3 separate regions of the Homo sapiens genome follow, and all the other regions are linked to region 1. Evidence: chromatin contacts called from ENCODE Hi-C or POLR2A ChIA-PET data. All regions are on one chromosome and are shown on one strand. The core of a region is the stretch at or near the end of the contact, and the rest is flanking DNA. Distances in the headings are between cores, read along the strand shown.

Region 1 (2,700 bases), core at 20-2,519:
CGTCTATCGAGCCCTTTTTTTTAACCAGAACTCATTGCTTCTGAGAGTATAAAAGAGCAAAGAGGCCGGGCGCGGCGGCTCACACCTGTAATCCCAGCACCTTGAGAGGCCGAGGCGGGCGGATCACGAGGTCAAGAGATGGAGACCATCCTGGCCAACATGGTGAAACCCTGTCTCTACTAAAACATAAAAATTAGCCGGCTGTGGTGGCGCGCGCCTGTAATCCCAGCTACTCAGGAGGCTGAGGCAAGAAAATCGTTTGAACCCGGGAGGCAGGGGGTACTGTGAGTTGAGATCGCGCCACTGCACTCCAGCCTGGGAGACAGAGAAACACTCTGTCTCAAAAAAAAAAAAAAAAAAAAGTGGGGAGCAGAGAGCCGGACTTGGACACGGGAAGGTATCGTGACATGAGTGGGTCGGGGGCTGGAAAGTTTGCCCAGGCGAAGAAGTGAACATGTTTATCCGGATCACCGTTTGTTAAATGAACAGCAACCCATAGGTAGCTTCACCGAGCCGAAACGGGAAAGGCGGCAGGCAAGGGAGAAGCTAAAATCTGCAAGAAACGGGCTGGGCTGGAGGCGGCGCCAGGGCAAGAAGGGCAGGTGGGGGCCCGCGGGAGCCGGGAGCCAGGGGCGGGAGCCGGAAGGGCGGGACCCAGGGGCAAGGCCTAAGTGGGCGTGGGAGGGGCATAGTCAAGAGATGGGCGGGGACTGCTCGGGGTCTGGGCGGAGTCTAGCGGGAGCCGCGTCGAGCCGGGGAGGAGCGAGGGACCCTGGGAGAGCTGTCTTTTCAGGGCTGAGGACCCGCCAGCACCTGATGGAGAGCAAATGGCTGTTTCCACACGTGGAGAACTTTTAACGAACACGTGAGGAAGGCGGGCAATGTCTGTGGAAAAACTACCTCACAACCCAGGCGTCTTACTCCAGCCCCCAGGGCGACAGCTTGTTTACAGTATTTCTGAAGGTCTCCGTCCCCTTTTGTCGGCCCCTCCTCCTCCTCTAACCCCGACTTCAGGCTTTGAGTGAGGCTTTGGTAGAGCAGTCGCCGCCGCAGGCGCCCCGGTCGGCGAAGCCCACAGGCATGCGGGCGCAGAGGCCGTCTGCGCCTGCGCGGGGTGTCTGCTACGGGGAGGTGCGTGGAGCTCGAGGGCGTGGAGCTCGGGGGCGTGTCTCCCGCCGCGGCGCCGGGGCGGGGCGAGGGCGGAGCCTGGGGGCCCAGCGGCCCGCGCCCCGTGGCTTGACCTCCCCGACTGCTGGGCCCGTGACGTCACCCCGCTGTGACGCGCACGCTGTAGGAAAACTGTAAGTTTACGAGGATTCCTGCAGCTCCTAGGGCTTGCGGGGCCCGCTGGCAGCTGGCAGTCCCGGCGGTGGTGGTGGCTCTGGGGGCGTCAGTTCCTTGGGGAGTCGCCGATTGTGGCGAAGGGACAGGTGTCTGCTCAGAGTGGCAGCGCGCCCTGCTGGGCGGTAGGGACCTGGGGTGCGGGAGGCGAGGCCGCGCCCCGTGGGGCCGGGCCAGCACCTTTTCCCCTGGGGCGGGGCGCGTCTCCGAGCCTGGGAGCGAGGCCTTAGAAGGGGCGGAAAGTCCAAATGGAGAGTCCCTTTTTTTCTTCCGTGATAAAGGGACTTAGATTCCTTTTCTTCCCCCTCTCAGCCTTGGAGTTTGACATGTTAAGTAGGGGATGGAAGCTTCCTCTCAGAGAATAGGAATCCTATGTCCTGGCCGTTGGGATCCCACAAGTGACCAAGTCATCGTGGACACATTTATAAGATAACCAGTTGCTGCCTCAGTTTTCTTTTTTGTGTAAAAGGGAGGTACAGCAGCCTCTGGCCTCCCTAATGGTTGTTCCCACAGCACTAGGAACACGTGAGATAACACAAGTGTGTAAATTTGCTAGGAGAAAGCTTATACACAGACACTTGGTTATTCTGAGGAATGTGGTAGCCACTGGCTATTTGACCAGGAATCTTGTAGAAGGGGAACTTTTTCACTGTTTTGCCTCCCCCCGACAACCTTCCCTCCATCTGATTCTATACCACACTGGAGCCTGTTGGGTGATCGAACTGTTGTCACTAAACTTGATAGAATGGGGATCCCAAGAAATAACAGGTATCGTTAGCACGGTACTCTTGGCAATTACAATGCCCCCGTTGTCTGGGTTTTGCAGAGGAAGCTTTCAGTGTGCTGGAACTAGCACATTATAGACAACACAGACTCACTGAGTTTTAAGGATTGCTGTATCGATTTGGAATATCCAATCATCGTATCTGACTGCTTGAATATTTTGGTCAAGGGGTACTACATTATCGATTAGTTATTACTAGACTATAATGCCTCTCAAACTCCGGGACTAGTAGTCTTCAGGAACTTTGAAGGGAAGAATACTGTGCACACTTCAGGGTGTATTTATACAGGAGCTCGAGAGTTCACATTTCTGTAAATTCATTTCAGGAGTGTGATATCTTTTCATCCAGGTAGGAAGAGCCTTTGAATCAGAAAGCAGGGCTTCTAATTTTTGTTCTATTCGTTAACTAGCTTCGTGTCCAAGGACAAGTCACGCAAACTTGGAACTTTGTTTTTCTTATCTAAAATGAGAGCCGATGGTTTATCTGTTTGTTGGTTTTTCCAGGATCAAATGAGATCACGAGAGTGCAAATGAAAGGCTAAGTGTGCTATTGTTATTAGGAGATTCGCATTGGT
Region 2 (2,700 bases), core at 43-2,542, 2.1 Mb before region 1:
TGGGTGCTGGGACTATGGCAGTGAGCAAAACAGATTTTAAAATCCCCATTCCTGTGGAGATGATGGGTCTTGATCTCTCCGTATATCTTCACGATTGGTGGAGAAGTAAAGGAAGAGAAGTGCTATGATTCGAATGTCTGTCCTGTCTGAACCCCATGTTGAAATTTGATCCCCAATGTGGCAGAGTTGAGAGGAGGGGCCTTTAAGAGGTAACTGGGTCATGAGGACTCTGCCCTCATCAGTGGATTAATCCATTCATGGATTAATAGGTTGACAGATTAGTAAATTATCATTGGAATGGAGCTGCTGGCTTTACAAGAAGAGGAAAAGGCCGGGGGCAGTGGCTCACACCTGTAATCCCAGCACTTTGGGAGGCTGAGGTGGGCAGATCATGAGGTCAGGAGATCGAGATCTTCCTGGCCAACATGGTGAAACCCCTTCTCTACTAAAATGGAAAAAAAAATTAGCCAGGCATGGTGGCGGGCGCCTATAGTCCCAGCTACTTGGGAGGCTGAGGCAGGGGAATCTCTTGAACCCAGGAGGCGGAGGTTGCAGTGAGCCGAGATTGCACCACTGCACTCCAGCCTGGCGATAGAGCGAGACTCCATCTAAAAAAACAAAAAAAAAGGAAAAGAGACCTGAGTCAGGACACTCAGACTCTCACCATGTGACACCCTGTGCCACCTCAGTCCCCACCAGCTATGACCCATCAATCTTGGACTTCTCAGACTCCCTAAGTGTAAAAAATACTTTTCCTTTCTTTACATATTACCCAGTTTCAGGTATTCTGTTACAAGCAACAGAAAATGGACTAAGACAGGAAAGGGTAACTAAAGGCAAGGAACAGCAGTGGAGTAAAATGAGAGAGGCAGAAGAGGTGGATGGAGAACGGCTTCACCGAGCACGGATGGAGGGGAGATGATGCATGAGGGGGGCATGACGAAGCTGGAGACGGGGGCTTGTGCTGAAGGTGCTGGAGAGAATATTGCCAAGAAGAGGAGGAAGAGCTGAAGGGACAGGGAGTTTAAGATGTGGGCTCCAAAACACGGTGTAGATGATGACAAGTTCCAGGTTGTGACCCTGGGATGCTGCGTTGGAGTGGAGGTCAAGCTCTGGGGGGGGCGGCAGCAGCTTTCAGACTGCGAAAGTCCATGACTTGCCCATCCACTGAAAAGGAAGTAACCGCCCCCTGCACAGCCTTGTTTTTGTGCCTTCTACCTACGTTACCAGCTGTGAAATAAAACTAACCGTTGTTACCACTTCAAGCACTTGGGGTTTGTTTTGTTTCTTTTTGAACTGAAGTAACCATGGGTACCTGGTAACCTTGGATAGATAAGTGTGTATCTGAGTTTCCCTCTGAAAACCAAGCTGTTGATGGATTTCCTTGACAGTGTATTCTTTCCTGTAACTAATATTAAATCTAAAAAAAAATGAAATTGCTGGAAAAGTACCCATTTATGTTATGCTTTATTCCTCTAGTTAACTGATAGGGTGATTTTTTTTTTTTGAAACAGAGTTTCGCTCTTGTTGCCCAGGCTGGAGTACAATGGCGCCATCTCAGCTCATCGCAACCTCTGCCTCACGGGTTCAAGCAATTCTCCTGACTCAGTGTCCTGAATAGCTGGGATTACAGGCATGCGCCACCATGCCCAGCTAATTTTGTATTTTTACTAGAGACTGGGTTTCTCCAGGTTGGTCAGGCTGGTCTCGAACTCCCAACCTCAGATGATTTGCCCATCTCGGCCTCCCAAAGTGCCGGGATTACAGGTGTGAGCCACCACGCCTGGCGGTGATTTTTTTTAATACAGGAATTTCAGGCTTGGTCTGGGGAAAATGTATAAACAAAAATTCCCTGAAATATGCAAGTTTACTATTATGATTTGCCCTGAAAATAATATGCTGATCAACTCTATGCTTTTTTTCATGTATATTTGTTAAATTCTGGTTCTTAATTACAGCTTTGCATCACAAACAATGGTTACGTAAGTGTTTTGTTGTGTTTTGCTTTGCTTTGCCTTATTTTACAAATTTGATTGTGGTTTCTGAAAAGCCTTGAATTATTTCAAGGAGTTATTTATTCGTGTAGATGAATATCTCTATCCAATAGACCTGGAAGCTGATACTAAAACGGCTGACCAAAAGATAGATGCATTTGTGACCCTTGTCTCCCCAGAAACTACTGGAAGGACCAAATTTATGATCACAACAACCTTTGGTGCTGGCCTTTGTGCAATTTCCTTGCTAGGGCTCTGTGGCCTCTCTCATAGCAACCTAGCTAAGGGGAGGGTCCCTATGTGTGTGGGCACCAGCACATAGCGGAATTGAGAGACTTGTGTTTGCATCTTGGGGCTGCCACTTTGTAAGTAGAAAGGCTTTGGTTTCCTCAATTTCACAATGAGATTAGAATATCCTTTTCCTCCCTCACTTCTCCAATAATCTGGATGCTATGCAAAGAGATCAAGTCCCATCACCTCCATCATAACAGGGACTTTTTATTTAAATTTGTGTTGTTCTCTACCATAGTCGCAGCACCCAGGAGAGTGATGGACACGGGAAAGGCTCTCCTAAACAGCTGCTGAATGAATGCATGCATTCATTACTTCACTCTTCTCTCCTTCCCTCTGCATGAGTGAGCGGCTCCTCCTCTTCTCCCACCCATACTGTGGACTTCCAGGACCTCCAATCCTGAGTGAGCATCAG
Region 3 (2,700 bases), core at 1-2,500, 2.5 Mb after region 1:
CTGTTTCCTCGCATACATTACCATCAATGCCCGGCCTGTGAGTGTGTGTCGGGGAGGGGGGAGAGCGGCCGCGAAAGGCGGGCGGGCGCGCAGGCGGCGGCGGCGGCGGGCGGCGGGCAGCCCCGGCACCTGGGCCCGGCGCGCCCTCGGCGACTCTCATCAGCTCCCAGTTACTGGCGCCGGCGCTCCCGGGCCATCTCCCTCCGTCGACACCACGCTCACTCTCAGCCGGGGCAGCGGCGCCAACTACACGGCGGCACCGCGAACCGGGGGGAGGGGGGCAAGACGACGCGTCCGGCTCAGCCCCGCGGAGAGCGACTGCCTCCTCCGCCTTCTCCTCCTCCTGCTCCGCCGCCTCCTCCCCTCCTCCCCCCGCCGCCGCCGCTGCTGCCGCCGCCTGGTCCTTCTTCTCCTCCTCCTCCTCCCGCCGCCGCCGCCGCCGCTGGTGCCGCCGCTGCCGCTCCACCAACTACATCCGGGCAACTCGGACGCTGCCGCCTTCGGGAAACCTCGGCAGTTTCCGCCGGGCCCCTCCTCTCCCACCCTCGGCCTTCCTCCCCGCACCGCGCGGGTCCGGAACACCGCCCTCGGCAAACCTCGGCTGGCTCCGGCCTTTCTCCTCCTCTGAGGCCTGGATCTTCTCTTCGCGACCAGTCTGCCCTTTCCTTCTTTTCCTCACTCGCGAGTCGGCCACCGCCGTTCCCGTTTAGGGATAGTCTCGCTCGGGCGCCTGCTCGAGGCTGATCTCAGGGGCTCCGGGCTGCGCAGGGAGGGAGCCGCCTTCCGGAAGAGGACGGTGGGGCGCGAGGGAAGCCATCGCGGACTAAATAAGGGAGGCTGCAGCGGCTGCGCGTGCGCCCAGAGGCGCAGCGGGAGGGGGTGCTCTCGGGCGAGCTCTCCGGCCGCGGCCCCCGCCCCTGCGCTGTCGGGCGGGGAGGTCGGAAACCCCCTGGCGAGACCACGGGCGGACGCTTCCCGAAGAGCTGCCTGGGCTGCAGCCGCGGAAGCTGCGTTCTGGGGAGCGGGGAGCGTGCTCCGGCGCCTTCGGGCCGCTGCTGGAAGCCGGAACCGAGCCCGGGCCGCTGCCCCTCACCGGACGCCGCGCGCCACCGGCCCTCCGCGGGGCAGGGGCTGCTGCGAGCTCGCCGGGCGCCCTTTAGACGTAAGTCTCACCCTGCGCCCCGAGGCAGGAAGGAGCGCGTGCAGTCCCGGCCAGAAACGGCTAATAGGAAGGGCTGAGGGGTTCTGTGTTCAAGGCAGAAGGCCGTGCGTCAGGGCGGCCCTCAGCGGAGATGCGTGCACGGAGCGGGGAGCGCCGCTCGGGGCAGGGAATGAAAGCGGCGCTTGAGACTGGAAATTTAGGGAGATGAGTTCCTTGGGAACAACGCTGAACCATCTCACTGCCCCACCCTACCCCTTGTTATTTTTTTTTGAGACAGGTCTCGCGCTGTCGTCCAGTCTGAGTGCAGTGACGCGATCACGGCTCACTGCAGCCTCGACCTCCGGGGCTTACGGGTCATCCCACCTCAGCCCTCTAAGTAGCTGGCACCACGGGCATGCACCACCACACCCGGCTAATTTTTTAAAAAAAGTTTTTCCGGAGATAGGGTCTCGCTGTGTTACCCAGGCTGGTCTCGAACCCCTGGCCTGAAGCGATCCTCCCGCCTCGGCCTCCCAAAGTGCTGGGATTACAGGCGTGAGCCACTGCGCTCGGCTTTTCACCCCTTTCTAACGTTTTCCATCCCTTTCTAACGTTTTCCATACCCAGCGGTGCCCTGCCCACCCTCTCTTTATCTCTCACTTTTCCCTCCTCTGTTTCTTCCTCGCTGAAGTCCATTGGTGAAAGAAAATTCATGTGAAAGTTCTCAGGTGTGTTAAGTGAAATTGCTACAAATTTGATTTTATGTACTGCTGCAGGTACATTGAGAGAAGAAACGTGAAGTATACCAAACAACCGTTAGTTGAGAGTGGTGGTATTCGGGTGATTGGTTGACTTTTTTTTTTTTTTTTGCACTATTTGTAAGGCAACATAGTTTAATGAAAAGAATTGTGGTAAACATAATTAGGTGATTAACACAGAAGAGGCAAATAGTAAACAAGTCAGAAGAAACAACCCCCTCCAAAAAATAAAAAGTAACTGATTTACTTGGTATCCAAGAAGTTACGTTATTGCTAGACCTAATAGAATGGAGAGATGGAATGATGTAGGGAGAAAGGCTCTGAAATCACAACTGGTTGGAAAAAAAATTTTAATTACATAATCTTATTTGTCACATCCATCTGCCAGATGTAGAGCTTATTGCTGTTTGTGGAGATGTGCAGACCAATAAAAAGCCTATTTAATGCTCTCTTAAACTACCAGTAACTAAAAAAAAAAATTGACAGTGACTGAAATTATGAAAACAAAAAAATTCGGTAGCATCTTAACATGTAATTTCTGACATATTTGTAGTGAATCCATTGAAGACAAACATCAGAGGAGTACAACAAATAACATTTCATAGAAACTTTGAAAACTGGCAGCAAAATTACTACTAATTTGTTTGATAACTAGATGTCTGCTGAAATTGGTATAAACCATTTGCTCAAAAGTAGCCAGGCATGGTGATGCATGCCTGTATTCCTAGCTACTCCCAGAGGCTGAAGCTGAACAATCACTTTAGTCCAGGAGTTCGAGACTGCAGTGAGTCATGATCACAC

What was found. A loop is a pair of places that touch in the nucleus more often than their neighbours do. ChIA-PET counts read pairs that join two places held with the same protein, here RNA polymerase II (POLR2A). Pooled maps may share reads with other maps.
Region 2: a loop to region 1 is called in a map of CD4-positive, alpha-beta memory T cell, with 15 times the contacts of the local background. The contact joins the enhancer-like site here to the promoter of ZNF438 in region 1. A Hi-C loop is called at or near these places in 2 of 168 maps with a recorded cell type or tissue (CD4-positive, alpha-beta memory T cell and naive thymus-derived CD4-positive, alpha-beta T cell) and 5 of 50 pooled maps. POLR2A ChIA-PET finds 5 or more read pairs at or near these places in 1 of 52 experiments (CD4-positive, alpha-beta T cell).
Region 3: a map of B cell shows a loop between it and region 1 (26-fold over the local background). The contact joins the promoter of WAC-AS1 here to the promoter of ZNF438 in region 1. A Hi-C loop is called at or near these places in 2 of 168 maps with a recorded cell type or tissue (B cell and CD4-positive, alpha-beta memory T cell) and 8 of 50 pooled maps.

What each region holds. Positions count from the first base shown.
Region 1 is chr10:31,030,434-31,033,133 of GRCh38, reverse strand. It overlaps ZNF438 (zinc finger protein 438), which reads left to right and starts at 1,269. Exons shown (of 7, transcript NM_001143768.2): 1 at 1,269-1,301. It overlaps LOC105376481 (a long non-coding RNA gene), which reads right to left and starts at 626. Exons shown (of 3, transcript XR_001747410.3): 1 at 1-626. RefSeq lists a silencer at 1,048-1,607.
Region 2 is chr10:33,137,828-33,140,527 of GRCh38, reverse strand. No RefSeq gene overlaps it. Among named protein-coding and RNA genes, the nearest start is that of IATPR, 22 kb to the right of the region's middle. Within about 2 kb of position 1,292, at least 4 of the 41 ENCODE cell types and tissues checked have a DNase peak (open chromatin) inside an H3K27ac peak, as active enhancers do; they include CD4-positive, alpha-beta T cell, where a contact is called at or near this core.
Region 3 is chr10:28,530,904-28,533,603 of GRCh38, reverse strand. It overlaps WAC-AS1 (WAC antisense RNA 1), which reads left to right and starts at 1,250. Exons shown (of 3, transcript NR_033805.1): 1 at 1,250-1,869. It overlaps WAC (WW domain containing adaptor with coiled-coil), which reads right to left and starts at 486. Exons shown (of 14, transcript NM_016628.5): 1 at 1-486. The coding sequence starts at 24. RefSeq lists silencers at 3-82, 293-442, 813-1,232 and enhancers at 593-782, 403-1,086.